Regions from separate parts of the Homo sapiens genome. Here region 1 is linked to region 2. A link is an interaction called in ENCODE POLR2A ChIA-PET data of the cell type or tissue named here. Cell type or tissue: endothelial cell of umbilical vein. All regions are shown on one strand. Each heading gives the region's core, and the rest is flanking DNA. Links, peaks and the distances in the headings are about the cores only.

Region 1 (16,228 bases), core at 3,491-11,490, 290 kb before region 2:
TGAAGTTGCTGTAATCAGGAAGTGGTGCTTTCTTCTTCATACGAATGTGTCCTCTGCTTGTGCACCCAGAGGACAGTGTCACCATAAAAGCTAGCAGTGTCCCCATCCTTGTTTTTATTTGCTTCTATGTCCTTCTGTTTCTTCCCTCTGAACTTTGAAGACTTCAACTGTTTCTATATATGATAAATATTTTAACAAAAAGGAAAAATCTCAATTATCTTCTGAAGCGTTTCATCTATATGACACCAAGAATCCACATATAAGTGAAATATCTTAATGCTTGGTATTGTGTAGACAAAACATTTGGTTGATCAATGTAGTTCATGTTTCTTTCAGATGCTTAAGTACCACAGAAACACTATCGTACCCACTCACAGGCTGGGTTCTAATATATATATACACATACACACACACACACACACACACACACACACATATATAGTGCAAACTCATTTTTCTAGGCTCAAAGGATCAAACTCAATATATTAAGCACTGAGAAATAATAGACAAGGGGTCTGTTTTTCTAACACTAAATAAGTAGCATTTAGCCTATCTGCTGAATATTATGGGGAAAGCACTTTTTATCTTTAGTCTAGTAATTTGATGTTTCATTTGATAACAAGATATTTTTGTTGTCTTTTGTCTGTGTTGTATTTAGAGTAGGAAAACTTTTAATATTTGCCTCAATATTCCAATTTCATAGTCTTTCAGACACACTGTTTTCTTTTAAAGCCTGCCCTTGAATCAACTTGAATGAGCTTCTTAAGGCTGTCAGGACAAACAATTTTCCCAAACTCAGTTATCTTTGTTTGAAACAATGATTGAAGTTATCTTTGTTTGAAGAAAATGATTATAACGCATCACAGATTTCATTCAGATCTACCTTCGTTGCCAAAGCACTCTATACATCACCATGTGGTAGATGGCAAATGCCATTCTCTCCATTTCCCAAACAGAGAAGCAGTGGCTGGCCAAGTTAAATGGCAGGCCCATGGTCAGACAGTGAGTCAACAGCACAGTAGAGAATTTTCCAGATCTTTCCAAAACGGGCCCCAGACAGCACACTTGGTGCACAAGGGGTGAAAACTAAAACTCCTTTTCCTTTCCCCAAGGCAGACCGTGAAACTGTAAAGATGAGCTGGCATTTTGTTTTATTTTTTGTAATAAACTGTTCTTTTCACAGCAGTTGGCCCTGGGGGAGTTGCAAATAGCACAGCTCGGCTGCAGCTGTGGGTGTGGCTCCACCCAATCCCAAGGCAACTTGAAGACCACAGCTGTGTCAGGCAGAGTAGATCTTAAAGTTGACATCTGGGCTGCACACTTTCAAGTTCACCCCCCAAACAAGTTGAGTCATTTTCACAAGCCAGAACTCATTTGAAGGCTCTGTTCCTCCTCTGCCTGTGGTTACTTGAGGCGCATCAAATATCACCAGAGACTGACACCCACATTTGGCTCAGGCCAATTTCTGAATCATCGTCCCTAAGCCCTCCCTTTGCTAGTCATGAGAAACACTCCGCATTGGAGATTATAAAAGTGGTCAGCAGTTTCGGGGATATTGGGCAGATTTTATTTGAGCGGTTGCTTTTGAGTTTTGGTTTTTTATTTATGATCTCTCGGGTTCTTTGTGTGTATGTGGCTATCACGTTTGCTTGGACAAATGGGATATGTTCCCAAATCCAATAGATTCATATACAGTTCTAGAAAAAAACTTTAAGAGGTGATTTTGTTTTTGTACCCCTGCTTCCAGCTGGAACAAATAACTGACAGTCATCCTCCCTTATTAGTGTCCAATCTCAGCGATAGAGGTGAGAACGCTGAACCCCTCCTGGCCCTCCGAGTGGAGGGAAGGCAAGCATCGCTTGTGTTTTTGTCTCGTTGAGGAAAGTATCTCGGCTTGTGAATGGCCTTTCTGACAATGACAAGCACATCAAAATGGGCGCCATCTGAGAGCTCAGGCCAGAGAGAACACCCGCCACCGGGCCTCCTGCCTCCGCCGCAGGCCACAGCGCTGCATTGTAGTGGGGGTTGCCGGGGAACCTTGGGGGAGCCTGCGCTGGGCGGCTGCTGTGGACAGAAGCGCCGCTGTGGGGAGGGGCAGGCCGTGTCCCGGCCATCGGCGGAAGCTGCTCCAGGCAGTCTGCAGCTCAGGCCGTGCAGGCCTGGGCCAATCCCCAGGAGGGGAGCAGCTGTGAGGCCGGGAGAGCCCGGGTCCTCGTTCCCTTTGCAGCAAGAGTAGCCGCCCCGTTGGCAATCTGAGTCTCCTTCAACCTTTCCAGCCGGTCCTCGCACTGTTGGGGCTGCCCGCCTCGCTCTCAGCCCGCAGCACCGGCCCCGCACAAGGCCCAGTCCCCAGGCAACGGCTGCGTTGGTATCCCCTGCGCACCGGCCACCGAGGGAATGGCGACAGAGACACGGGAAACAGCGACAGCTTACAGGGAGGAAAATCCAAAACAAAGGTTGCGGAGAGTGTCAGAGGGAGGGCCAAAGAGGACGGAGAAGGACTCCACCCCACAGGCTCCTGAGCGCCCGGTTGGCCACAGACGTGCCCTGGAGGAGGCACACACAGGTCGTCCTTCGGGAGAACTCTGCAGCTGGGTGCCTGTGGACTGCTGGAGAAGAGAGAGTAAACCACGAATTTCAATAGAAGACCGAATAGGTCCTATAGGTATAATTAACACGCAAAATACGTTCACAGTCTGCTCAGGGGGCTTCTTTCCAAGAGAAAGGAACCAAAACTTCCCTCAGAATCACCAGCTTGTCTGTGGAGTGCCAGGCTATCCCAGAAGAAAAGCTATGATCTTAGGCTCAAGGAAGAGTGACTGCACCCAGGCACTGTTCTTTTCCAGCTGACAATTCAGAGCAAGGTTCTGGGGCCATGGCACCTTTCTCCTCCCGTTGCTCCTTTTTCTGTTCCACCTCAGCCAGTCCTGCCTGCCTGGTGTTACCATACACTTATAAAGCCTGTTCCTGTCTGTAATCAGGGCCAGCAGTGACCCACTTGCTGATTATAACTGTTGATTGCCACAAAAAGGAAAAGCCTGAATGCAATCCTATGAATGAAAGCTCTTAAGAACATTTTCTGACCAGTTTCCCTTAGTCTGGAAGTGGAGGTTTGGGGAGGGCAGTAGAGGGGCTGCTGCTCAGGTTTAAACTTCGAATTTTAACCTTCACTCAGTGCACAATAGGAAACAAAGCAGGTGCTTGGTTGGTTCATTTTATTTCACTTTAGAAGTTGAGTTAACCCCTAAATTAAACAATTTATTTCATATGAGCATGAGTAAGTCACTTGGTCTCCTGCTGGTCTTGTTTTTCTCATGTGTAAAGTTGAAGGGTGGATTAAGGTATCTTCCAATTTCAAAATTACAAATAAAGTTGTAGTGTCTGTTCAGGAATTTACACAGGAGAATTCCTTATTTAAATGTATAATGCAGTGATGGGATGAAGGACATAAAATATTTCCAAAAGGAGAGAAGTAACATAGCATTTTCTCCAGCTGAATCTCCATTTCCAAATTTTGCACTTCTACTGTTGATGATTTACTGCTAAATGAGGGCACATCTAAAATAATGAATGCTCCTTAGTGAGAAAGCCGTGTCATCTCTGAGACCCATGCAGAAATCAACCAGGGAGACCTATGTATGAGACGATTTGCTATTCAGAAACCATTATCCTGCATGCAGAAAAGGCTTCATCACCCGGACTTTAGAATCTGGGTTTTCAGTACCAAACCCTGATAAAGTATAGCTGATTTTCAGAGCATCTAAATCTTTTGTTCACACTTTGTCTTCTTCTCATTGTTCTTTAAGTTTTGGGGTTTGAGGACAACAGAGACACAAATCCAACTCTGTAGCAAGAGTATTTCTCAGTATGCACATCAAATATTAACAGTCGTGAGAAAGCCCACATTTAAGGCTGTTTCACCTAACATTTTTCTAAGTTGAGAAGTTTCCAACAGTAAAATTTAAAGTCTGTGGCTAATGAGGAACACAGATTGTTTTTTAAAACTTCGTGTTTAGAGGGCAGCTCTTCAACCTCTCTGTTGGAACTATGACAATGGAGGTTTGATAAAATATGACTCAGTTTCAAACTATCAAATAGCATTATAAAAATGTTTGGACTAGATTTAGTTCTCCCAAAAGGTGGCAGATTGATAGAGCATGGATAAAGCAAGTCAGCCTCCAGGAATGATTGCTTCGTGAGAAACAGGGCCCTTTTTCTCCAGAGGGACATGGACATTCCCAGACAACATCTTAACTTGAAGAGTTCTCAAAGCACAGATCCCAGCTTCCTTCCCTGATGAGCCCTCTGGTGAGAGTGGGAATTTCTGTAGGAATTCTGCGGTGGAATGATACCTTCCTGAAACTAGAAGTTACCAAGTTATTACATTCTGATCAGCCAGGAGGGCTATCACCATAGTTAAGCCTCCCAGAACAATCTGTGAAATGTGTTCTCTGAGCCTCCCAATCCCCTAGGTCTGCCACCTCTCTGCTGTGGTTACCATCCTCCTGCCCCCATCTTCTCATACCAACCACAGCCCCCATTTAATGGCCTGGGCCTTGTGGCCCCACTCTTTGGCTTTTCCCCCATTCTCATCCCCTTTCCTCACTGCCCTTCTAGGTGCATTTGCTCTCAATTGTGTGACTGGCACTACAGAGGAGGAATGACTTTGTAGGTGTCATTCTATAAGAGTGATAAAGATGGACAAAGTTTTATTTCCATGCTCACAGATAGGAAGAATCAATATTGTGAAAATGGTCATACTGCCTAAAGTAATTTATAGATTCAATGCTATCCCCATCAAGCTACCATTGACTTTCTTCACAGAATTGGAAAAACTACTTAAAATTTCATATGGAACCAAAAAGAGAGCCTGCATAGCCAAGACAATCCTAAGCAAAAAGAACAAAGCTGGAGGCATCATGCTACCTGACTTCAAACTATACTACAAGGCTGCAGTAACCAAAACAGCATGGTATTTGTACCAAAACAGATATACAGGCCAATGGAACAGAACAGAGCCCTCAGAAATAACACCACACATCTACAACCATCTGATCTTTGACAAACCTGACACAAACAAGCAATGGGGAAAGGATTCCCTATTTAATAAATGGTGTTGGGAAAACTGCCTAGCCATATGCAGAAAACTGAAACTGGACCCCTTCCTTACACCTTATACAAAAATTAACTCAAGATGGATTAAAGACTTAAACACAAGACCTAAAACCATAAAAACCCTACAAGAAAACCTAGGCAATACCATTCAGGACATAGGCATGAGGAAAGACTTCATGACTAAAACACCAAAAGCAATGGGAACAAAAGCCAAAATTGACAAATGGGATCTAATTAAACTAAAGAGCTTCTGCACAGCAAAAGAAACAATCATCAGAGTAAACAGGCAACCTACAGAATGGGAGAAAATTTTTGCAATCTATTCATCTGACAAAGGGCTAATATCCAGAAGCTACAAAGAACTTAAATTTACAAGAAAAAAACAACCAACCTCATCAAAAAGTGGGCAAAGGATATGAACAGACACTTATCAAAAGAAATTCTTGCGGCCAACAAACATATGATAAAAAGCTTATCATCACTGGTCATTAGAGAAATCCAAATAAAACCACAATGAGATACCATCTCACACCAGTTAGAATGGCAATCATTAAAAAGTCAGGAAACAACAGATGCTGGAGAGCATGTCGAGAAATAGGAACACTTTTACACTGTTGGTGGGAGTGTAAATTAGTTTGACCATTGTGGAAGATAGTGTGGCAATTCCTCAAGCATCTAGAACCAGAAATACCATTTGACCCAGCCATCCCATTACTGGGTATATACGCAAAGGATTATAAATCATTCTACTATAAAGACACATGCACACGTAAGTTTATTGCGGCACTGTTCACAATAGCAAAGACTTGGAACCAACCCACATGCCCATCAGTGATAGACTGGATTAAGAAAATGTGGCACATATACATCATGGAATACTATGCAGCCATAAAAAACAATGAGTTCATGTCCTTTGCGGGGACATGGATGAAGCTAGAAACCATCATTCTCAGCAAACTAACACAAGCACAGAAAACCAAACACCACATGTTCTCACTCATAAGTGGGAGGTGAATAATGAGAACACATGGACACAGGGAGGGGTACATCACACACCAGGGCCTGTCGGTGGGTGAGGGGCTAAGGGAGGGATAGCATTAGGAGAAATACCTAATGTAGATGACAGGTTGATAGGTGCAGCAAACGACCATGGCACGTGTATACCCATATAACAAACCTGCACATTCTGCACATGTACCCCAGAACTTAAAGTATAATAAAATAAATAAGATTTTAAAAAAGTTGGGCAAAGTTTTTTGACTGTAAATGTTGTCTGTTGACCCTAGATAATTTAGGTATCACTTCTTCAAAATACCAGAAGTTGTTTTGATTCAAGACTTCTAAGGACATCAAAAAGAATAAAGGATTATTTGAGACAAGTAATCCTATACTATAGCATAAAAAATACACAGCTTGCTAAATAGATCATTTACACTTACATGTAAATGCCTGTAAAGCTCCAAACATACTCAGCCAGATTTTCCCAGTGGTCTATTAATTCCCTCCAAATAAGTTTGGAACCCTTAACAAAGACTGGTCAAAGAGAATGTGTCTTGTTTACCTTCTTCCTTTAATAAGGGACCATTGCCTTCTGTGTGTCATTGCTGATCCACTAATTACAAAATGTCCTGTGTCTGCGTGTTCAGAGCTCATACTTTACAGAGCCATCTCTGTAAGAGAATTCCTTTCCTTCTCCCTTTTACTCTCCCTATCTTCCTCTCTCCATCCTGCACTGATGGGAGGGATTTTACCTGCCATCTTGGCTTTTTACTAAAGTAATGTATGAACTGAACATCTTGCCCACTCCTCAGAAGTCACTGAGTTATTTCTTGAGTTGACTATCAAATGTTCCTTCTCTTTCCCACTCTGGTGGGTGCTGCTGTGGTTTCACCTGCCCAGCATCTGTCTCACTGGGGTAGTGTTGGTTAATCACATCTTGCTGGTTTCAGAAAAGCTCCACGAGCATCTTCACAGAACATACCCAAAGTTAGAGCTAAATTATCAGCCAGGCCACCTGATTGCCCCCTTAATCACCTTTCTTTTTATAAGGAAGTAAAACCCATTTGCCTCACCCTCTCACTGGCCATCAAGTGTCCCACACCCATATAAAAATCAAATCACCAGCCTGGGCAACATGGCAAGACCCCCATCTCTACAAAAAATAGAAAAAAAAATAGCCAGGTGTGATGGTGCATGCCTGTAGCTGCAGCTACTCGGGAGGCTAAGGTGGTAGGATCACTTGAGCCTGGGAGGTTGAGGCTGCAGTGAGCCATGATCACGCCTCTGCACTCAAGCCTGGGTGACAGAGTAAGGCCTTGTCTTAAAAAAAAAAAAAAAAAAAAACTCCAATCAGCCTACCTATATAGATTACAAGCATTCTTAGCAAGGTACTCTGCTAGGAACTAAGTAACCAGATACAGAGTCCAGCCAGGTTGCCAAGAACACTGCAGGATTTCTGAAAACAGCAAAGGGAGCTAGAAAGAGCTCCCAGAGGCCAAGCCACAGAAAATCCTGGAAAGCAGTGCATGACACTGGAGGTCCACACGGCCAAACTGCTTCAGCAGAACAATGCATTTTTATGGAGTTCATTTAAACCATTATGTTGTGTACACTCTCTTTTGTTTTAAATGATACATCACTGCTGACAGTTGGCATGTACTGTTTTCATAGCTTAGCCTTTATAAATATTACAAGCACATATCACAGCAGTATTGTTATAACGAGTTACAATGATGTGTTCTTTGAGAGAGTGCCAGTGACTGGTTTATATCCTTGGTGATGTTGTCGCATCATAATAAATGTGGTATAAATCTTTTTCAAGGTTCAGCAGTTCCTTTAAGCCAAAAATGCTACATATGGGTTGTGGAGTTTCCCATGTTACCCCCATTCCAACTTTTGAAACCCTTTTCCTAGGTGTCTTGATATACAGTCCCCAATTTTGAGGATTTTAACATGGTCAGTGATCTAACTGCTCTCCTTTAATGGAGTGCAGCCCTTATTATAATCTGGAAATCATTTTAATCTAAATATCACCAACAGCCAAACATAATAAAATATGTATAAGTCAAATAACATTACAGAGACCCCAGCAGCTCCACAGTGGAGCCAGCCACAGCCACTGTGCAACCATAAGCCTCAGGAGAGGGAGGGAGGGAGAGCAGGCATCTCAATTTGCTTTCACAGGGATGCATCATTGCTGGGGAGGTACAGGAGAAAGCAGGCACCCTCTACGAAGGAGAGGCTTTGTTCACTTCAGAGGAGGGCCTTCTCTGAATATCAGGAGTCAAAAGCAGAGGATGGGTCGTGAAATAATAACCAGCAAGCTGAACACGGAGGGTTGAGAGAGTTAATCTCTTTCTGATGTGAAATTACTTTCTTGGTTTGGACAGGTTGGTATGGTCTTAGTTCCTTCATTCTACCACAAGGGACCAGGACGAGGGCTGAGAAATACAGACCTTTCATAACGGTGCTGAGTCCATGTTCGCTGTTCTGGGGACAGGTAGCAATAACTCCTACACACTCACTCTCATCGGACTCTGAGTCACTTCCTGTAGAATGGTACCATCTTTGGTGCTCAAGCCCCTGATTGTGTCTACGAAAATGAGTCCCAGATGTACTGCTCCCTTTAAGGAAGGGTGTGTCAGAATGATTAGTTGGAAGATGTAGGTATACTGAAAACTAAACAGCTGAATCCTGGGTCATTAAATCTTCATTTAACCATGCTAATCGTATACACGAGCCAAGAGCTGCCTTCAGATAATCATGCCCAACAGAAATTGGCTGTGGAAGCAGAATTGATCTATAGTCAGCTGTCCCAAGCTCGAGGTGGTAATTCTTTTGCCAAACATTAAACTGTTCTATATCATCAATGAAACCATACTTGAGTCAGAACAAACCCAGGAGAGCGTGTTAGGAGATGCATAACACGGCTATGGAGAAAACTCCCTGGTAAGGTACGTCCTTCATTAAAGCTCTAAATCATTTCCATTCCGGACCAGACTAGGGTTACTTCATTACCTTTTCCTGTGAATTATTAATACCAGAAACACGAAGCCTTGAGGCAAGGGTTGGAGAAAACTTCGTGCACTGAGGAAATGAACCCCACCTATTTTTAAGTGCTTCTCCTCTTCTTTCAGTTGTTCCCTGGAATTTCCTCTGTTCCCCCAGCTTAAGTGTTTGGGCATTTTTAAATAGTGTTTGGGTCCTTAGTGGATCTAGTGGTTTTGCTTGAGTTTGTTTATTCTTTTAGGAATATCTTTTTTAAGAAAAAACTAGTTCCTGTCACTTTTTCACAGTGTCTGTCCCAAGTGCCAAGTGACCCATGAGGATGTGAGTTCTGAGAAAATTTCTCTACCGGCTTTTTCCTTCAGTATGAAAATAAACTGGTATGTGAAAAATGATTTCCATCAGCAAACCCTTCCTGTTGCAACAATAATCTGTTGTAAGATGCATCACGAGACACAGACACGCGGATTCAGGGGACAAGGACACCTGCTCTCATCCTACAGAGCGCTGGATGCTCTCCCAGGCTTCATCTCAGACCTTCCTTCCCAACCCTTGGTGCCTCCTTACTTTCCCTGCAACCTTCTCTTTCCCTTTTGATTCTGACTCCTCTGGGAGCACATTCGGTCTCATGACTTCTAAACTGCCCACCTGTTCTCCTACCTTCTTTCTAGCCCTGTATTCCTAACAGGCCACAGACACCCTCACTCTACTGGCCCAAGTGAAAGGCATTTTGTTCAAAATTACTTTTATATTCTACAACCCCCAAGGACCTCTCTCCAGCACTGGCTGGACCTACTGGAGATGCTAAGTACATCTTTGTGGGTTGATTGAAACCAGAAAGATCAAGTTGAAAGAAAATCTCAAGGTATGTACATTTCTAATGCCCTAAATACATAGACTTAGGAAGATCTAGGAAATTGAAGACTGGAAGACAACTGTGGAGACACTCTTTGGACCTAATTCCTGCAGTTTACATAGTTCAGAAGAAAACTTTGATGACGAAGTTACTGATCGGGGGTCTTCTAAGCTTGAGAAAGATGGGTTTTGCTGAGGGAGAAAAAATGTTCATGAAGCTTCTGGAACTTCCACCATGTCTCAGAAAATAACCTCTTGAGGAATTGGGAATAAATAAAATCAGAACCATGTGGGATATATTTCCCTTTATATACATATTGAGGCTATAAAAAATAAAGGGAAAGTATTCAGCTAAAGTTATTTAGGGTTTGGGTTTACGCACAACATCTGAAAAATAGTTCAAGATGTTAGTTGAACCCAAAGTGCAGCAATGTTCACCTTCTCCTACTGAAAATAGAGTCTGTGTAGCAGCTGAGGGAAGACATGTTTAATGTCAAGTTAATGAAAGGAGAAAAAAAGTATGTTGGAGCTGAAAGGACAAGGGAGTGTTCAAATATGCACAGAGAAAAATATGTTTAAAGCTAGACGAACCTTGGCTAGAGAAAAGGAGCAAAGGAACCTGAAGTTGGCCCTGGTTTCTGAGACATGTACATCCCTGGGGCATCGAGTTCCCTAAGCAAACCCCACTTTTTCTTAAGACTGTCTGGTCACCAGGTTTTTCCCTCAAAAATTTAAGCCTATTGCATCTTGGTTATAATAAGGGGTTCTTACAGCCTCCAAAGATAGGTTTGAAATGTGACTGACTTTTAGCTGGATGTTTTAAAAGAACTGACGGGTTTTATGTCTAGGTAGTTGAACTCCTGGATGCCCAGACACTCGTGATAAGTTAGGATGACACCCAGATGCCCCGCAAGAGTGAGAGCCTGAAGACCAACTGCCTGAGGCAACAGAACAAACTCTTAATCTACAGGTCTACTGTTGTTCCTGCTGGGACCCAACGGATGATAGCACTGTCCCTCCATGCACTAGGCGTGCACACATACACACACACACACACAACAGTTTTCTGCAGAACCATAGGCTGTACCTTTGCCATCATTTCTGCAGTACCTACTCTGTCAGGGTTGATGGGAACCATGGGTGGCCTTGAACTCTTTTTGAGCTGAAAATAATCCCTTTTCTTTCTTCATTGGACCTCAAGAGACAAGAGACAGCAATAAAGTTGACTTGTGGCCCTTTAATACTTATGGAATCTGGGATGCTCTTTAAAGAGGAAAAACCCTGCTTCTTGATCCACTTGTAGAAAACTAGAAAGCAAGTCTCAAATCAGACTAAACCAATCAGTAAGACTTTGAGATGGAAGAACAAGATCACATTACCATATCCCATAGGATGTCCTTGGATCAGGGGATGTGAACTTGGCAAAGTCTCTGAATGTCTTTTTGTTTCAATTTTCACCTGTGAAATGTAGGATAACAATATCTCCTCTGCTGAGCTCATAAAGAGATTGTTATGTGACTGAGATTAAATTAATATAAGTGCTTTGAAAGACATAAAACGTCCTAAAACAGAAGTCTCCAGCACTCTCTCTATACTTCGCCTCTGAGCTCCAGGTGGTCTCCCTGGCATTTCCACCTGAATATTTTACTGATATCTCACACTTAACATGTCCAACATGGACTTCTTGATTGTCTCCTACCAACTTCCACCTATTTGAATTTCCCGCATTTTTATGAATGGCTTTACCCAACCAGATGTTTAAGCCAGGAACCTGGGAGCTTTCCTTGAGACCTCTCTCTCTCTTGCGCTCATACTGCCAATTAATCACCATGTCCTGTTGATTCAACTCTACTTTTTCTGGAATCTGGGCACTTCTCTAGATCAAGCTGTATCATCCCTCATCTGAACCACCACAAGAGCCAGCTATGAGTCTCCATGCTTCCCCTCTTGCCTCAGTAGCCATCCACCCCCACGCACCCCCAACCTTCCTCTGCACAGCCATTAAAAAGTTCACTCTCCTCACTGCAGCAAGAACAGTCTTTTCAACTTGGTCTTGTCACTTCCCTACTCAACATGCCCCAGAAGGTCTCCTTCAAGAATATAGACATTCAGTCCTGGCGCAATGGCTCGCACCTGTAATCCCAACACTTCAGGAGGCCGAGGTGGGTGGACCGCTTGAGCTCTGAGTTCAAGACCAGCCTAGGCAATGTGGCAAAACCTTGTCTCTACAAAAAAAAAAAAAAAAAAAATACAAAAATTAGCTGGGTGTGGTGGTATGCGCCTGTAGTCCTAGCTACTTGGAGGCTGAGGTAGGAGGATCCCCTGGACCTGGAAGACCGAGGCTACATTGAGCCACGATCACGCCACTGCACCCCAGCCTGGGTGACAGAGTAAGACCGTGTCTCAGAACAAAACAAAACAAAAAAAAAAAACAAAAAAAAAAACACAACAACAACACAGAACATTCAGAGAAGGCTCCACTATGTTAGAACTTTGAACATGTGACTTAGCCACTGGTCTTGTGGGACACACATACAGAGTTAATGTATCCCCAAACCCTCCCCTTTCCACATTAGCTCTGACAGAAGACTGCCAATTGGGTCTTTCTCAGCCAGTAGTCTTCACTGGACACCCTAAGAAGTGGGGGCCTCATTAAGAGGATGCATGTGTGCGTGTGACTGCTTCTTTGTGCAATCTTAGTGTCTGCCATCTGTTAACCAGCTGTAATTTCAAGAGGGGGACATGGGAGGGAATCAAGTATAATGCAATAAGTAATAAGGTGAGTTTTTTTTATTTGTATTTCTTATTGATACTAAGTAGTTTTAATGATCCAAAAACATCTCTCTCAATTTTGAGTATTTTCTTAATGCCTTAAAAAATTGAAATACGAGCAACTCTGTAACATCTAAATGCATATTCTTGGCTCAGTGGATTATCTAAGACAAATTTTTAATTCAAAACTGACTTCTTCTACCACCCACTACTAGTGATTTGTGCTCAGAGGAAAGACAAACTAATTTTACACATTTCTCAAGATATATTTAGAAAAGATAAATTCACTACCAGAATATTCTATAAGGTTTTACAAAGCTTAATATAAATACTTTCTGAATTATCTACTGTTTTTAGATTATTAGGTCAGAATTTTAATACTTTTGGCCAAAAACCATTTTAAAACCTTCAGAGTAAAAATATAATGTAATTTTGAGAATGTCATACATTATAAAACAGAACAGAGCTAAAATATTTTTAAGCATTCGAGGTTTTTTTTTCAATTATCTGTACTTCCATTCGAATCCAGAGACCCAAGTAATCAAGAATTATGTAACTATATTTAAATTTTGAATGGCACCTTTTCTCAATCTTCTCCAAAAACTTTATAGGTATGACCATGTATCAAGTATAATTCTTGAGTTCTCAGATGCAAAGAATTTTGATGATTTGGGCAAAATTGCATAAGCATAGTGTAGGGATAACTGTTGGGAATCATAAGACTTAGAATCTTATCTTTTCCCCCTACCTGCCATATCCCTGACAGTCAGCTGTATCATCCAATTTCTAAAATGTTCAACTGCAAAGTGGGCATACAAAGGCAGATGGCTTCCTGAAAATGTTTTCCAAGTTCTAAAATGCCTTGATTCATGATTCTGTGATTTCATATACAGGACAATTTATAATGGGCAAGAGCTTCTTTGAGTGAATTCATTTACAGCAAGAACTAAAAATTCAGCATAAATAGTTTGAGCCTGAGAGTAACGTTTGAATGGAACGTCACTTTGAAAAAAAGAAAAAACCTAAAAATTACCAAAAGAGGTTTACATTATCATATATTTTAAAGTGTGGGCTATAATTGCAACTATAAATTACTCTTTAGAACCAAAAATGAAACAAGTAGATTTCTTCACATAACTTTTCTACCAAATTTTATGATAGTATAATACCACATCATGATATCCCTATCATAAAAATAGTAATATTTTAGGACTTTAGTATTTTCTCAAGGGCCCTCTTAATCATTTGATTTTTAAACATTTATGAAGAACTTCTAGTTTATCATTTTTTTCTCTTTTACTTATTGTTTATTTTACTGATTCTTTAATTTCTTTTTTAATTTAAATTTTAATTTTTAGTTCTGGGTTACATGTGCAGGATATGCAGGTTACATAGGTAAAAGTGTGCCATGGTGGTTTGCTGCACCTATCTTTCTATAGCTTTGCATATGATTCAAACAATTGTCAACATCACTTTTATCAACTTTACCAATCCCACATCTTTTGTAAGATTTACAGCTTCACTTTGCAGACTTATACTATTTTGTTAAAGTAAATGGCAAATTTTGTGTTAACTAGGGGAGAGATTTTTAAGTGAATAAATGAATTTTAAGTGAATAAATGAATAAATAACATTAGTAAAGATTTTCATGTTATGATTACTTTTGCTCCTCTGCACAATGCATAATGGAGGGACTCCAATAATAAGGCAGCTTTGTACTTGTGAGAGATGGAATCCATTTCACTTTTTGTCTACCCAAAACCATCTTAGACAAAAATGAAAGATGTTTGCCTGATTCCTGATCCCTATGAGAAAATATTACGTTTTAGAAACACAAGACTGAAATTAATGGAATTCTCATTTTAATAATAAATAAAAGACTTCACAAAATAATGTTGTATCAACTAGAAAACAACTGTTTGCTATGACAGTTCATAGCAAAACTGTGATAACTGTCTTCACAGGATTTTTCATAATGAGAAATATTCCTTTTTTAGAATATTCTTTGTGGCAATCCATGACATCTTTATGGTAAAGGCCATTTATCAGGGAATAATGCAGCAGATTGCCCCACAAGGATTCTCAGCTCAGGGTCATTTGTTCCTGAAAAACATGGTCCCTGTGTCCATAGAAGAAAGAAACGGATTGACCTATTGAAGCTGGAAGGTAACATTTAGAATATCTAACGAAAACAAATCTTTTCACAGAAGGTGTTCAACCAGCCATGCTGATGATTTTGCTTCTCCCAAACTGCTCCTTGTGTATATTTTGTTTGCAAACATGTTATTTGGCTCCAAGATGTAGTCCTGGTGTTCTCATGACTTGAGGGTACTAAGCATGGGGTTCTGAGCCTGGCTCCCTTCTACCCTTCAACTGTGCTGCCACTTCCAAGCAGTCTAAGACAGTGGGTTACATCTGGTTGAGAGGCAAACCCAGGAAATGGAAATGAGACACTGTGGACAATAAAAGAGGAAAGAGGGGAAAGCCCAGAGAAGGGTGTGTTGTCCAGTCAATGCTGTGAGTGATGGAGCTCAAGCCTCCAGGAGCTTCTGAGACACTGTATAGAATGTGCCTCAGAGGCCAGGCAGGCACAGTGGCGCAGTGGTTCATGCCTGTAATCCCAGCACATTGGGAGGCCAAGGTGGGTGGGTCAGCTGAGATCAGGAGTTTGAAACCAACCTGGCCAACATGGTGAAACCCTCTCTACTAAAGATACAAAAATTAGCTGGGTGTGATGGTGCATGCCTGTAATCCCAGCTATTCGGGAGGCTGAGGCAGGAGAATCACTTGAACCCAGGAGGCAGAGGTTGCAGTGAGCTGAGATTACGCCACTGCATTCCAGCCTAGGCATCTTAGCGAGACCATCTCAAAAAAAGAATGTGCCTCAGAATTACCTGCCTAGGGACACCGAAGAGGAAGCATTTCTCCGCCAGCTCTTATTTCCACTGATCAAGGGCTGCCTGTGAAACTTTACCTTCCTGCACTTCCAGGTTGCGTATGTGAATGGGTTCCACAGGCATCTCTCTCAGCCTTGATGTCAGAGGGGCCTTGGGACAGGAAGCAAGAGGTCCATGGTGTAGCTGAGGTGAGGTGCTGTCAAATTTGGCCACATAAAGCTAATTACAATAGCAGCAGGTAGAGTAAGAGGTGGGCCAAGGGTGGGAGACAATACAGGCGAAATGCTAAACACAGAGATAAAACCACTTAGGTGAAGACTAACAAGTGAATTGTGACAAAGTACCCAGCAGTCATATCAATTCTAAATGCTGTTGGGGATGCCAAGAAGAATAAGTATTTTTATGGTACTTGCATATGGTGACACATGGGGACCCTGGCAAGGGACCATTTCCATACTCTTTCTCAAATGCTGGTTTCATCATGTTTGTATCCTTCTGCCTGTTCAGAGGATGGGTGAACTCTTGGAAGCTTATTCTCTTAGTCTGTTTGGGTTTCTGTAACAAAATACACTAAACTGGGTGAC
Region 2 (16,228 bases), core at 3,876-11,875:
CCTCTTAGATTGAATTAAATATAGTTGTATCTGTAATGATATCAGGATCTGCTAGAAAATTTGGAGTGTACAAAGTATTCCTGAATTTGTATGATTTATCTATTTTTAATTATTACTTGTAAATTCCTGGGAAAATATTTTATTAAAATAAGACAATTCACGAATCATAAATAAGACCATTGGTTTGAGTAAGGCCATAGTTAGTCACCTCAAAAAAGGTTCACGCCACCTTAGAAATGAATAGAGAACACAACAGAATAACTCATAGACAGTGCAACTGCTCATGGCCCAAGGATCCCCTGGCACAATTAAGCGGCTAAGCATTCTCAGTTTGCAGAAGGCTCTAGAAATTGCTATTGGTGAGTCACTCTAAAGCCCTGTATCAAAATCAAGCTAGGAGAGTGTTAGATACATCCATCTCCCAGGAGTTTTCAACCACAGGTCTCCAGGGCCTTCTGAGTACAAAAGATGCTCTGGCCCAGGGTCTCCTGCTTTCTTAAAATCCACAAAGCTACAGTGAGGAGAGAAGGAAGGAAGAGATGGAGAGGGAGAGCATGGAGAATCACTCTCTTGCTCATTACCAGAGGTTATTTTGATTCTTTTAAATTGATAGAAGTACTGAATTACATATTTTTCCTTTTCTGTAATTTCAGTGAATATGTTCACTGCAATTAAATAAGATTTTGCAGTCCATTACCTTGTAATGGATGTAGCCTTTGGGTATTTTTGAAAACTAAAATTAAAAGAAAAATGAGCAAGTGAACGTGTTGATTAATGCATCTATGAGGATCTTACACCAGCTTTTAAACATACTAATAAACATTTTAAAGCAAAATAGAACATGGAAATAAGTATACTGTATATTTGTTTTTATTCTATTTTCTTTTCTTTCTTTCTTTATTTAGACACGGTCTCCCTCTATTGCCCATACTGGAGTGCTGTGAGGCAATCACAGTGCACTGCAGCCTCAGCCTCCTGGGCTCAAGGGATCCTCCTGCCACTGCCTCCTGAGTAGGGATTACAGGCACACACCACCACACCTGGCTAATTTTCTAATATTTTGTAGAGACAGGGTCTCACTTTGTTGACCAGGCTGGTTTTGAACTCCTGGGCTGAAGCCATCCTCCTGCATCAGCCTCCCAGAGTGCTGGAATTACATAATAGGCATGAGCCATCACACCCAACCTATATCATATTTGTAATGACAAACCTGTTTTTCAAAACAACCACCAATGAATTAATATTGTTCAATACATTCTGAAGACAGAGACAGTAAGTCACGAGGAGACCACATTGCTATTGTACACTGCAACTTGGTAGAGGCAGCAGCCACTAAAACTGCTGCCCAGTCAGATAACAGTGATTATCATGAAATTTGTCAAGAGTTTCACAGCTGTACCCAATTTCCTTAAAGGAAGAATCATATTATCTATACTTTTTAGGCAAGGGTGTGTTCTGAGGTCTGTAACTTCCTTCAAAGGCTGTTTCTTCCTGATTCAAGCTGCCTTTAGGGCAAGGAAAGGCTGATAAAGCTTGCTTTTGGGTCTATCACTCCCAATGGGGCCACTTTAAAGTCTCCCTCCATACCTCAGTCCACCCCCATGTTTCTCCTGTTTCTGAGCTAACTTGAAATTAAAATTGGAGCTAAAGGTGGGTGTGGTCGCCAGCCTCCCAGATGGCCCCTAGTGATCCTCAATCCTAGATCTTCAGGTCCTTGTCCAGACGCTTCCACACTAAATCAGAGCTGACCTGTGTGACTGCTAGAACATTCCAAAGTGATAGCATACAAGTTCAGAGGCTAGGTCATAAAGGCATTGCAACATTTACCTTGGGTTTTTAGATTGCTTGTTTTGAAGGAAGCCAGTAGCCATGTTGCAAGGATACTCAAGCAGCCCCACAGAGAGACTCAAATGGAGAGAACTGACCTGCCAGCCATAAGCGAACCACGTTGGAAGTGAATCCTTTAGGCCCAGTCAAATTGCAGCCCAGCTGACATTTGGCTGTAACCTTCTGAAAGATCCTAAGCCAGAATCACCCAGTGAAGCCACTCCAGAATTCTTGACCCACAGAACCTGTGAGGTTTAACAAATGCTTCCTGTTGGTTTAAGCCACTAAGTTTGGAGATAATTTGTACATGGAAATGGAAAACTAATATAGTAGGTTAATATATAACCCCTTTTGAGGAGTATGTATACTTTAACCAGAGTCTTTACTAAAACAAAACCAAAAAATGGTGAAATGACTGGTAGAGTGTGGGTGAGTGGGAAAGGGCCCCACTGGCAGTCTGTCCCTCCATCACCAGGCAGCCCTTCCCTTCTTTCTACTGTGGGGACATAAACTGCAGTGCTTTTGGTGTCAGGTGACATTTTATCACTCAGACCTCAACAGAGTAATTATTATTATTATTATTATTCTTGAGATGGAGTTTCGTTCTTGTTGCCCAGGCTGGAGTGCAATGGCCTGATCTCGGCTCACGGCAACCTCCACCTTCTGGGTTCAAAGGATTTTTCTGCCTCAGCCTCCCAAGTAGCTGGGATTACAGGCGCCCTCCACCACGCCCACCTAATTTTGTATTTTTAGTAGAGACAGGGTTTCACCATGTTGTTCAGGCTGGTCTCAAACACCTGACCTCAGGTGATCCACCTGCCTCAGCCTCCCAAAGTGCTGGGATTACAGGCGTGAGCCACTGCACCCAGCCGAGAGATTCTTAATTGTAACCTGATGTTCTCCCCTCCTCCTGGCTTCAAGAAACCCAGAGAGCTATTAGGAACACAAAAGTTCTGATGACTGTAGCTTCAATCCTGGCTGTACATTCAGCCATCAGGCCACATCTCTGTGCCTCATTTTTCTCATTTAGGAGATGACATATTTTTAAATGTACATTATTTCACTTCTTTTGATTGTAAAATGTAACATACATGCAGAAGAGTACACTAAACTTTGTATACAGTTTTAAAAGCAGCTAGGTTAAGATAGAACACTGCTAATTAGAACCTAGAGCTGCCTTAATCTACTACTGACTGGACAGTATTGGTAGGCCTGTACAGAGAGGCTGTTAGTGGCCGGAAGAGTCTCAGAAAAAGAAGAGACAGAGACAGACTTTCTTGCTTCATCACTGTAACCCAAGCATGGGATGGAGTACCTTCTAGCAGGACCAAAGTGGGCAAACAGACAAGTCTTTTTTAAAAATCTCTTCAGTAATTACAATATGCAAAATGAGTATAATACCCAACACAGCAAAAGTGAATATGGTAGAGAAGCTAGAGCTAGAAAGATGAATATGTTATATCTCCTGCCCTGGAGGAGACAGACATGGATACAGGTAATTGCAATAAACAGCAATTGTTCTATAATAAAGATGTATGCAAAGTGCAGTGTGGAGCACAGAAGGGTTTGGAAACAGAAGGAATTAAAATTAATCCAACCATGAAACTAAGCCAGAAGCAATTAGTATTGGGATCTTTGTCATCACTCAGTCCAAAATTCCCACTTTGAGCTGAGAAGGAAAGTTCTTAGGAACCAAAAGAGATGGAGGGGGAAAAGAATGACTTCACTTCTCCATTGCCAGAGTCTGTGAAGCAGCTAGCAGCCAATTACCAGTGGAAGTTGTGGAGTTCCCTTCTCCAGAAATCTTATGATCGACATTGTAGCCCTATGTTTTCAATGCATTGCCAAATTTGTTAAAGCAACTGGATGCTTGCCAGCCTGCCGCTTCATTTTGTGCTGTGTGGACACAGTCCTAAGCATGTGAAGTGCCAATAAAGCACTTAATATTATTTTTGGACTTATCCAATCTTCCTTTCTACTGAGTTTGTAAGTTCCTTGAGGGTAGTGCATCACACTGTGTTCTGAGTGGCAAACATTGGACCCACTAAAGGTAGCTTAAAAAAGAAAAATGATTAACTTTAGTTATCTCTAGGAGGGCTAGGAAACTAGGTTCGGAGGGTACTCCACACGCAGGAGGCAACAGCAACACCTGGAATGTAATTCTGGCACAGGCGCCAGGGCAGGTATCACCATCACGGGCACGGGAATCAGCTGTTCCTTTTCCCACAGAAAAAGTGTCAGGTCGTTAGAGGGACAGAAAACGAATACTGGGCAAGCCAAAACAATGGCAGCTATGTAATAGATCCTCCAAAGGATTTAAATAATTTCAGCCAAATGAAGATACCTAATACCATTAGAAAAAGAATATATCTGACAGTCAGGTGCAGTGGCTTACACCTGTAATTCTAGCATTTGGGGAGTCTGAAGCAGGCGTATTGCTTGATTCCAAGAGTTGGAGACCAGCCTGGGCAACATGGCAAAACCCCATCTCTACAAAAAATTAGCTGGGTGTGGTGGTGCGCGCCTGTAGTCCCAGCTACTCAGGAAGGAGGCTGAGATGAGAGGATCACCTGCACCCTGGGAGGTTAAGACTGCAGTGAGCCAAGATCACGCCATTCCACTCCAGCCTGGGCGACAGAGTGAGACCCCATCTGGAAAAAAAAAAAATCTGTTTTAAGTCCTCTCAGGCATACCCCGAGTGATCAAGTTGCTAGTGAAATAAGCCAACTTCTAAATAAAACTAATGGAAGGACTAGCATTTTCTTAGTATGGTTACCTAACCCTTACTAACCTTCTTGAGGCTTAATTAGACTTGTGTTTGTATGTATGTTACACAGACCACTATCAAATTTTATAAATCTTGCTACAACAAAAATTAAAGAATATTTTAGTGTTGCTCCCTAGAAAACTGCAAAGCTTACTAAAAATATGCATCCTTTAAAAAGTGTGCCTATATCTTTATAAACTTGCTTTTAACATTTCTTTAATTTTGTATTATAAGTATAGAAAAATGATAGAATAGTTTTCCACATTTCTTGGATTCTCCATTTTACTTAAGCTAAAGGTATACTTTTCTTATTACTTTGCTAATCGTGAATTCCACTTTTATCAACACAATTCAGAACTTGTTTCCAACTGGTAGGATGAAAATTGAACATATGTGACACTCAAATGCTCAATTCCCTGTTGAAGAAATGAATGATAGACCTTATCTATCATTTATTTGACTCATGTGTACACCCATGTATATCACAGACATTTTTATTTAATTATTCAAGAATTGGCACATGAGAAGCATTATCTAATTCCTCTGGGACCTTCCACTGGCAAAAATAAATGCAATGACTGTGGCTACCAGATGAATTTTGCCCTTTTTCTTATATTTGAAAGTAATGACTTTATTATTTCTGAATTTAATTATTTAAATTTTAAGCAAAACAGAAAATCACTACAAAGAAAAAAATGTCAACAAAATCTTACTATGTAGAAGAAACCGACCCCTTCCCTCAGCTGCCGCCAAGCTGCTCGGTCCTTCCGAGGAAGCTAAGGCCGCGTTGGGGTAAGGCCCTCACTTCATCCTGCGACTAGCACCGCGTCCGGCAGCGCCTGCCCTACACTCGCCCGTGCCATGGCCTCCGTCTCCAAGCTCGCCTGCATCTACTCGGCCCTCATTCTGCACGACGATGAGGTGACAGTCACGGAGGATAAGATCAATGCCCTCATTAAAGCAGCCGGTGTAAATGTTGAACCTTTTTGGCCTGGCTTGTTTGCAAAGGCCCTGGCCAACGTCAACATTGGGAGCCTCATCTGCAATGTAGGGGCTGGTGGACCTGCTCCAGCAGCTGGTGCTGCACCAGCAGGACGTCCTGCCCCCTCCACTGCTGCTGCTCCAGCTGAGGAGAAGAAAGTGGAAGCAAAGAAAGAAGAATCCAAGGAGTCTGATGATGACATGGGCCTTGGTCTTTTTGACTAAACCTCTTTTATAACGTGTTCAATAAAAAGCTGAACTTAAAAAAAAAAAGAAGTAACCATCATTAATATTAGGTGAACATCTTTCTTGACAGCTCTATGTAGACACTCAGATATTAGGAGTGATCGGTGCATAAATAACTTGGTACATAGAAATAATTTTATAAAACTGGATACATATTATGCATGCTATTTTTAAATAAAAATATTAAATTTACATTTACTTAGACGTAATAAGAGAGAGAAACCAGATGAAACTAACAGATAACTGTTTCTTCTTCACTAAGAGAGCCCTCTAGAAGTATGGGAGAAAAATATTTACAAGTTTGGATTTTTTTAGCAATCCAAATGTGTTGTTGAACTTTATTAAAGTGTTCCTAAAATTAAAAATATAACAAATAAATCAGTTGGGCATGGTGGCACACACCTGTAGTCCCAGCTACTGGGGAGGCTGGGGCAGGAGGATGGCTTGAGCCCAGAAGCTAGAGGCTATAGTTAGTTATCTATAATTGTGCCTGTGAATAGCCACTGTACTCCAGCCTAGGCAACATAGTGAGACTCTGTCTCTAATTTAAAAAAAAAAAAGTAAATAAATAAATAAACAAGCAATTCTAATACTACATAATCTTAATTGAGAAAGCTTTAAGCTAAATCTATTCATCTTGAGTTCCAAATGATAATTATGTTTTATAACTAAAATTGGAAGGAGGCAGAAATAGAACATCTGAAACCTTTAGTCTTTATTTACATATGAATTGCAGCTAGCTTACCTTTGTCATTGTGACACATGTTGAATTAGGGACAGGTATAAAGCAATACCTTTATTCCTCTTAGTTCATTCAGAACAAAGTTCATTCATTTCATTGGTGTACTAAAATATCTAAGCTGCAATTGTTTGTGTTTACATGGAACCAATTGAGATAACATTGTCCTCTAAAATATGTAAATTTTTTAAAATCAAGGGCCAAGCCCCAAATTACAAACCTTTAATAAAAACAGGCCTTGAGAATTCTCAGATAGCTTCCCCATGTGACAATTCTGAAGCATACAAACACAGTTGTTTCTGAAGTTCCCAAAGGAACCATATGCTGCTAGAAAAATAGATTATTCTGGTTGTATGTGTGCTTTTATTTGCAGTCAAAACAGAAGCTTATTGGACTTTCTTGGCAGGTTAACCCAAGGAAGTTTAAATTTTAAATCTTTTTAAGATTTTTAGGGACAAATAGTATGCTATTTTTGTCTGAATAAGAAATATTGTTGTTTTAATTCATCATTTGGAGCTCATTTTATATATTCACATAGAATCTACCTTTTCTACAATTTTTTTTTTTTTTTTTGAGACGGAGTTTCACTCTTGTTGCCCAGGCTGGAGTGCAATGGCGTGAACTCAGCTCACCGCAACCTCCGCCTCCCAGATTCAAATGATTCTCCTGCCTCAGCCTCCTGAGTAGCTGGGATTACAGGCATGCATCACCACACCCGGCTAATTTTTGTATTTTTAGTAGAGATGGGGTTTCTCCATTTTGGTCAGGCTGGTCTTGAACTCCCAACCTCAGATGATCTGCCCGCCTCGGCCTCCCAAAGTGCTGGGATTACACACATGAGCCACGGTGCCCGACCTACAATTATTTCATAAGCGAGTAGTTTTTTTCCCCCTATATGAAGCTAACACACTTCACATATTCAAAATGTGACTCAAGTTTCAGATGTAAGAGGAGATGTAAACATTTACATATGATAGAGTAATTACTCATACAGGCAATTGAATACTAACACTATTTTGACAATTAGATCATAAGCAATCAGGAAAAATAATTTCTATTTATATAGAACTGTCCTTCAGCCATTAATTAGACCACAACGTGTCCTTTTTGCAGCAAGTTTTTATTTATTTTTTTCAGTTTAAGGGTAGGTTTTTATAGACCCACAATGGCAATAGAGTTTTTTTGTTTGTTTGGTTTTCGTTTTTTGTTTGTTTGTTTGCTTTTGAGACGGAGTCTCACTCTGTCGCCCAGGCTGGAGTGCAGTGGCGTGATCTCAGCTCACTGCAAGCTCCGCCTCCCGGGTTCACGCCCTTCTCCTGCCTCAGCCTCCCGAGTAGCTGGGTCTACAGGCGCCTGCCACCAAGCCCAGCTAATTTTTTGTATTTTTAGTAGAAACGGGGTTTCATCATGTTGGCCAGGATAGTCTCTATCTCTTGACCTCGTGATCCACCCGCCTCGGCCTCCCAAAGTGCTGGGATTACAGGCGTGAGCCACCGCGCCCGGCCGGAAATAGTTACAGTTTTATGCACAGTTGAGAAAATTCACAATTCCCCACTGCCAGAGTAGGTAGAGGGAAGAATTTTTCCTTTCTGCAGCAACAGGAGTTAATGTGGTTGATCACTCCTCTTCTCACTTTGATGTCCACAGAACACAACCTGAACCTCTCTATTTTAAAGAATGATAAATTCAACCCTGGGGAGGTGCTACAGTGTAGGAAATGTATGTAAATCATCATTGCATTCTAATTTATGGCACCTGACCTCTAAAGTGCCATGTATGTGAATTCACATGTCCTTTTGGATAGAAAAAAACTGAACAAAAGTGTGATGGATTTAAGTTTTCTGTGCTCAGAATAAGCCAGTAAACTAGAAGCAGTGGGTAATGGCCTGACACCTCTTCCATCCTTTATTTCTCCCGGGCTTCTTCTAAGGTCTTGGGGCTTAGTTTAGTGAGTGCCCAGCCATTGCAGTCATCAAGCATTCATTAGCTGCCATTTTCCTTTCCTCTGTTATTATGTACCACCAGTATTTTGCTAAATGTATTGAATAACCCTAGACTTTACTTATTCTCTCCAGCCATATTCACTGCAATGATTCTTCCCTTCCCAGTATCTCTTTAATCCTAATTGGTAATTGTCTGTGCATGGCACCTGGAAACTCAGTACATATTTGTCATATATGTAAGTATTTCTCTCCTTCAGTCCCTGTCTTTCCATCCAAATGCCTATCACAATGCTCATTACCCATTCTGTCTTAATAATTAGCAAAGGTTACACTAGACATTGTTCTAAATGATCCACATGTATTATCTCTGTTCTTCCTCACAAGTCAGTGAAGTAGAGACATTAATATTCCCATTTTTAAGGGAGGAATGTAAAGCTGAATGACACTGAGTCACCTGTCCCGGGATTTGTGCCCAAGCCTGTCTGCTTCCAAGGTTCACTGTGGTAACTACTACATTTAATTGTCTCTAGAAACCCTCTGCTAGACCTCATTTGGTTTCGTCAATCTTTCTCCAGGAGTTCTGTTGCCATAAGGTACTCCAACAACTATAATAAGTAACAAATACAATATATTAAAAAGCCTCAAACAACAACCAAAATGCATTATAAATTACATTCTGTAAGAATAAAAGGGATTGGCTGGGCATAGTGGCTCATGCCTGTAATCCCAGCACTTTGGGAGGCCGAGGCAGGTGGATCACCTGAGGTCAGGAGTTCGAGACCAGCCTGACCAACATGGCGAAACCCCCTCTCTACTAAAAATTCAAAAATCAGCTGGGCATGGTGGTGGCCACCTGTAATCCCAGCTACTCGGGAGGCTGAGGCAGGAGAATTTCTTGAACCAGGGAGGCGGAGATTGCAGTAAGCCAAGATCACACCACTGCATTCCAGCCTGGGCAACAGAGCAAGACTCCATTTCACAAAAAAAAAAAAAAAGAAAGAAAGAATAAAAATAATAAAAGGGATTGTTTTAGATAACATTCACACTTTATTGGTATACAAAGGATTTAATCAAAAGAATGTACCAGATGCATAAGGAGGAAAGTCTATAAGCTCTCCCTCCTTCAGCTTTCTAGCCTCCTATTTGTATTTTACTGTGTAGTCAAAAATCACTTGTGTTCTATTATAAGTGATGAAATATAGAGAATACTTAGCAAGTAAGTTATCAGAGTGTTCCTCACCTGGTAGAAAGCACTTGATGAGTAGCACTGTAAGCTTTGATCCACATTCAACATTCAGCAAATGGTATAGGACCACTATTATGTATAAAATACTCAATGATAGATGAAATATACATATGCCCATGCAAGGGGAACTAATGATAGGGGAAGAAAGGCAGAAAGAGAAAAAGACCTCTCATAATATGGCAGGAGATTCTAAGTGCTTAAGCAGGTAATACAAACAATAAATACTACAGCAGCTCAGAGGAGTCAGCTTTAAATTTGGATGATGTAAAAAAAAGGTTTTATAGAGGTGGTGAGGTTTGAGCTGTGCCACAAAGGATGACTTTGGATAGGCAGAGAGAAAGTAGACGTATGAGACAGGAATGATGTGAGAAAAGGTTCAGAGGCAGGAAAGCATAAGTTTCTTGCAGGGAGTATAAACAGTCCACACTAACTGGGGGTAAAGTTTGTGTGTCAGGCAATGGTGGGAAATTATCAGGGAAAAGATGGCTGGATACAGGTGTTGAGGGCCTTGAATCCCAAGCTAAAAACATCTGAGTTTCTTCTACTTGCTACCAGCAGCTACTGAGAGTTCAAAGTGGAACAATACAACGAAAGCAGGGCTTTCAAATGGATTGACTGGGAAGAAGACTGGACGCAAGGAGACCAATAAGGCATCAGTTGCATTGCTGAATGAGAAATGATAAAGACTAAGCCAATGGAGAAGGAGAAATAGAGTTTGCTGACTAATGGAAAGAAGGAGAGATTTGTTTATCCATATTTCTTTTCTTCGACAGAACGGAGCATTCACTTCAGAATCCCATTTATCTGAAAGGAAGAGAAAAGACTCAATATGACTTCTCTATTCTGAAAGTTGTCAACTTTGAAGTATGGAATTAAGGACAAGGAGTTTGAGAATCCAAATAGAAAGTGCTGACACCATTTGAAAAATCTCTTGTTAAGATCTAGTTTATCTATTCAAAGGAAAGTGGTCTTTTTGGAGGCTCTCACCATCGTTAGCTTTTAGTTCATCAGGTAGACAAATGAGGAACATTACCTAGTTCACATATACATATGCACATACACCCAGATTCTAAAGCCAGATAATTTTTTTTTTTTTTTTTTTTTTTTTTTTTTTGCGACGGAGTCTCGCTCTGTCGCCCAGGCTGGAGTGCAGTGGCGCGATCTCGGCTCACCGAAAGCTCCTCCTCCTGGGTTCACGCTATTCTCCTGCCTCAGCCTCCCAAGTAGCTGGGACTACAGGTAACCGCCACCACTCCCGGCTAATTTGTTTTTATATTTTTAGTAGAGACGGGGTTTCACCGTGTTAGCTAGGATGGTCTCGATTTCCTGACCTCGTGATCTGCCCGCCTCGGCCTCCCAAAGTGCTGGGATTACAGGCGTGAGCCACCGGGCCTGGCCCAAGCCAGATAATTTTTAAAGGTCTCAGAAATTACTTCAATCCCAGCCTCTCATTGACATTAATCTTACAGAGCTACAGTACTACTAAATACTCTTCAGTAATAACCAGCACAGTAAAGGATTGTGAAGAAATGCTAAGGTGATAAGGGAATGTAATGATCATCCAGACCAACCCACTTTGTTTTATAGGAGAATCTAAGACCAGGCAAGCTATTTTTCCTTTTAATCAGAAAATACAACTGGTACTGAAATCCAGGTCTCCTCCCTTAAGAATAATGTTCTTGGCCAGGGGCGGTGGCTCACACCTATAATCCCAGCACTTTGGGAGGCCGAGGTGGGCAGATCACGAGGTCAGGAGATCGAGACCATCCTGGCTAACAAGGTAGAAACTCTGTCTCTACTAAAAATACAAAAAATTAGCCAGGCATGGTGGCGGGTGCCTGTAGTCCCAGCTACTCAGGAGGCTGAGGCAGGAGAATGGCATGAACCCGGGAGGCAGAGCTTGCAGTGAGCTGAGATTGCGCCAGTACACTCCAGCCTAGGCGGCAGAGCGAGACTCCATCTCAAAAAAAAGCAAAAGAATAATGTTCTTACTGGGTGTGACAGCGCATGCCTATATTCCCAGCTACTTGGGAGGCTAAGGCAGGAGGGTCACTTAAGCCCAAGAGTTCAAGACCAGCCTGGGCAACAAAACAAGATCCCATTTCTAAGAAAAGAAAAATAATAATGTTATTTGTTCAGGGTCCTTTACTTCAGCCTCAGTGGTTCCATCCTAGGAAATGTTTAGACGCTAACAATGTGGCTGCATTGTCTCCAGCTATATCTTTCTCTTCTGTTTATATCTTTGAGAAGAAAACACAACAGAAGGGGACCTCTAGGATGAGATAGGGTTCCCATTCTAAGGCAGTAGAATGGGAAAAGCCACTGGCTAAAGTCAGCCACCCAGTAGCCCAGAAGAGCACAGTGAGATTGAGATGCTAAGAGAGTAGAACAGAGTGCCAACCTGCCCTTGTCCCCATTATCCACTATTTGATGCATTTGAAGAGAAAGAGTGACTCTGGCTCTAAGATGTTAGAGAAAAGCGATCATTGCTATTATCTCATAGGCAATGATGGCAGTGGAGAAAAAGTGATGGTTTCAAGGAAGGGGCAGATATGAATTTACTATGAGCCCAGTGAAATGTAAACTTCACTAACTTGAACCATTCCACATCCTGGGAATTTTGTATTAACAATTTTGTATTTTTTTCCTTAAAGAGGTTTCCCCAAATTGTATAAGCTTAGGCTCTACAAAATCCCTAAGAATTCAGTGTGCTGAAGAGTCCAGCACCTTCTAGAAATGCCTCAAAAGTGTCAGTTTTAATAAACTTGTAATAGTTTATTAGCTATGACAAGTCCAAATGACTACTCTTTGGCCCTTCTTTCCAAAATACATCAGTAAGATTTCTAGAAGGAGAAGAGATTATGTTGAAATCTTTACAAGCTAAGTAATAGACCTTCCTTTCACACCAATATTTAGGATTTTCATCCTCTTGGTTCATTATTGAATCTAGTTAAACAGTTTCTATAGAAATTTTATTTCTGAATAACAAGTACAACGTAATAAGCAATTACAAATGAGATGTTGAAATAGAGTTATTTTGCAGATTTGTTGCATGTTCATGACTTGAAAACATTAGATAGAGGTAAAAACCATGAACATCTTTGTTTCTATTTAGACGGATATTTATCTTCGTGAGATATGTCCACTATGGTTTTACTTTAAAACCACAAATAAAGTTTTAACAATGGGCATTTTTCTTGTTGAGAGGTCTGTGGTCAGACTAAACAACTCTCGGAAACTGATTAGATCCTGAGGTTTTCAAATTCAATATTCAGCAAATATAGATCATTTCTTTGGCCATAAGGAATAATTAAGAACTTCAGAGCTAATGCAACTCTCCTGAGCCTGCTTCTGTTTTTTTTGGATGACACGATAATCAGACAGCCTTTTCTGGTGTTGGTCCTCACCATATTTGAGATTGAGGCAGCATAAATCACACACAATTAATCTTTTGAAACTCTAGGTGACATTGCTTTAGGTTTTTATATCAGCAAAGCCTTCATTTGCTAGTACTCAACTTATGGGAATTTTATATATTATTAAGTGCTTTCCTTTTCCTCACTCCCAATTATCCTGATCCAGAAAAGTAGACACATGGTCATTATGTGAAGACAAAGGAACATTGAATAGTTAATTATACAACAGCCAGAACTGTCCACTGTGTATTCATCCTTGTAACAGATCACTGGAGGGTAAATTAGCATATTTAGTTTGAAATCTTGTAAAATAGAAACGGGATTGTTTGAGTAGTTGCAGTTTACATAGTAACCTCATACTTCATGGAGATCTGACTCAAAATAACACAAGGCTCAAAATAATAGGAAAAGGAATGCTCTGTAAATGATCCACATTGCCTAGGTACCTCCACTGACAACATGTATTTGATAGTGTCTAAAATCCTCTTTTCCTGTATAAACACAGTATCACTGTAATCCTAGACAGCACATTTGCTTTCTCTTAGAGCCTAACTCCCTTCAAATGATAGGTCTAAAATAAAATATGCAGAAGTCATTAAATTGTAGCATTTTCATTGTTGGGAGGGACCTCCAGAGGTCACCTAGTTCATCCCGATCTCCAGCCAGGACTCTTCCTAATACTGAATATAGCTGTACAGTGATCTGCATTAAGAAAGCTTTTAAAGATCCCTGGGGTTGGGCAAAAAATAGCTAATATTGGCCTGATTCATAGAATAGCATTATACGAATGTCATAATAGCCACCTTCATCAAGGAAGACATCCATCAGGGCTAAGTGCTAGTACTAGCTTCAGAAGGAAAAGCTTTATTTTCTCAGAGAAAAGGGTGGTAGATTAAGGAAATGACCCAGCATGTTGGTATTTTGTTGTTGTTGTTGTTTAGGTGTACATTTAAATGCTTATCAAAAAGGAAACATTGTCATGTCAAAGACCACTGCAGGGGAAGCCCAGAGGTGGCTGTAAGCAAGCAGATCACAAGTCCTTTAACAAGTTCTTTCAAATAGCAGTAGAGCTCAGAGGGGGGCTGTTGTTTCAAACAAGATTCAATTAGCATCAAGTTATTAAAGGGCAGCCGGGGAAACAAGAATAATATTGACAGACCTGCTTTTTAAGCAGTATCTTTTCCCTCTAATCAGCTGAGTTTGTTGGAGCTGATCATTTTATTTCTTCAACTCCATTCAACTATAGGTGCAAAGAATGAGAACTTCAGTGTAACTCCAATTTTCTAAGAGAACTAATCATATTGCTGCTTTATAAAAAAGGTAATCTTTCACAGTTGCTTAGATTTATGAATAATTAGATTTAAAGCATTATACTGGAATCTAGAAATCTAGCTAAAAGAGCTGAGGTTCTTATCTGAATTATTTGGGCCGTTAGCCCTTCTGTTGAACTATAGAAAGAACTTAAAGATATAGTTGTAAAATAAGGACGTACTCCCCAAAACTGTCCCAAGTATCCACTTGATTCTGTATCTTTATATTGCATCTTTTTCTCATATTTCTGCAAGTTTACATAAACTCTGGTCAACTATGAATGCCTCCCGGGATGAGAAATGGGAGTTTGGGTGAAATAGATTAGAGAATAGGTTTTGGGGTTTTTTTTAACCACATACTCTCTTGTCAACTTTCAAGTTTTGTGCTTGTACCTCTTCCAAAGTATTCATTTGAAAATATTTCATTTTTGAAATCAGAAAGGCACTGTCTGTGCTCTCTCTCCGCCAGATACTCAGTCTGGGTTACAGGAAGTAGAAATTTGTGACTACTAGCCTTTCCCAGCCTCCTTTGTAACTCTTGACTTTGGAAATGGGAATTCAGCCACTGAGAACTTTTTGATGTGCAGCTGCCTTTCTCAGGGAACACTAACCAAGAAACAAAGTCTTCAGGTCACCTTTCCTCTTCCTTTTGTGAGGACAGGAGACAAAAGAACAAGATCTCCCTGAAGTGTCTCCTTGGCTTTACAACATTCCACAGTAGGCACCTAACACTTGAGTTAAATGTGCAGACTACACACCTACCATAAAATTAGGGCACTCAAGGTAAGGAAAGTATTTCCATAGTTACTTGGATATTTGGCAGAGTAGTTTTCTCTCTTAAACTACTAATTGCCCATAACTTGCTGGGTGTGTACACAACCTGTAGGAAGTATTATTTTTAAAAGTTATCGGCTGGGCGTGGTGGCTCACGTTTGTAATTCTAGCACTTTGTGAGGCCGAGGTGGGCGGATCACCTGAGGTCAGGAGTTCGAGTCCAACCTGGCCAACATGGTGAAACCCCGTCTCTACTAAAAAAAATACAAAAAATTAGCTGGGCATGGTGGCTCATGCCTGTAATCCCAGCTACTGGGGATGGTGAGGCAGGAGAATCACTTGAACCTGGGAGGCAGAGGTTGTGGTGAGCCAGAATTGTGCCACTGCACTCCAGCCTGGGCAACAGAGCAAGACTCCGTGTCAAAAAAAAAAAAAAGTTATCAACATAAACAAATTCTCATAGCAGAATCAAGAAAATTCAAATACAGGAAACTGAATCAACTTTAAAGAAAGAGAATCATTATTAAAGAGTGTAAGAAAAGCAGAGAGCAGCAGATTCTATAATTTTTATTACAAAAAAAACCCTTTACATGCTATGACATTAAATGTCACTTATAAGGTCATTGCAAGCAAATCTTTTTAAAAAATATACATACTGTATATATTTACATTCAAGTTTGAATAATATTTGTCAAGATATAGTTCAGATTCTACTCTTTACCCATTCTGTGGATTTGTTCATCTAGTAACTAAACAGCGATTGTATCATCACTCAGGCACATAGAGAGGTAGAAACCGCTTTTTTAAAGAAAAAAAAACTGGAGTGCAAATGTGAAGATCACTGAAGCAGCTTAGCTACATCAAGGAGACCCTAACTAGCTTTGGTCATCTCAAAAAGCTGAATATATGTAGCCTTGTCCTTTAAATTAAAACCAGAAAAACTTTGGGCAGGTGCTCTTCTGAGCACATCAGAGTGCTG

What was found. Peaks named below come from ENCODE experiments on the same cell type or tissue, not always from the same donor. Only the 100,000 strongest peaks of a DNase experiment are listed, where the experiment ranks them.
Region 1: POLR2A ChIA-PET joins it to region 2 with 5 read pairs; 2 of 35 experiments call an interaction of 5 or more read pairs at or near these places.

The regions. Positions count from the first base shown.
Region 1 is chr2:176,476,540-176,492,767 of GRCh38, reverse strand. No RefSeq gene overlaps it. Among named protein-coding and RNA genes, the nearest start is that of NRAL, 23 kb to the left of the region's middle. In endothelial cell of umbilical vein, for the core only: no CTCF peak of the experiment used is centred there; a DNase peak (open chromatin) is centred at 7,707.
Region 2 is chr2:176,190,480-176,206,707 of GRCh38, reverse strand. It overlaps HOXD1 (homeobox D1), which reads right to left. Exons shown (of 2, transcript NM_024501.3): 2 at 15,801-16,228. It also overlaps the pseudogene RPLP1P4. Among named protein-coding and RNA genes, the nearest start is that of HAGLR, 9.6 kb to the right of the region's middle. RefSeq lists an enhancer at 13,898-14,438. In endothelial cell of umbilical vein, for the core only: no CTCF peak of the experiment used is centred there; no DNase peak of the experiment used is centred there.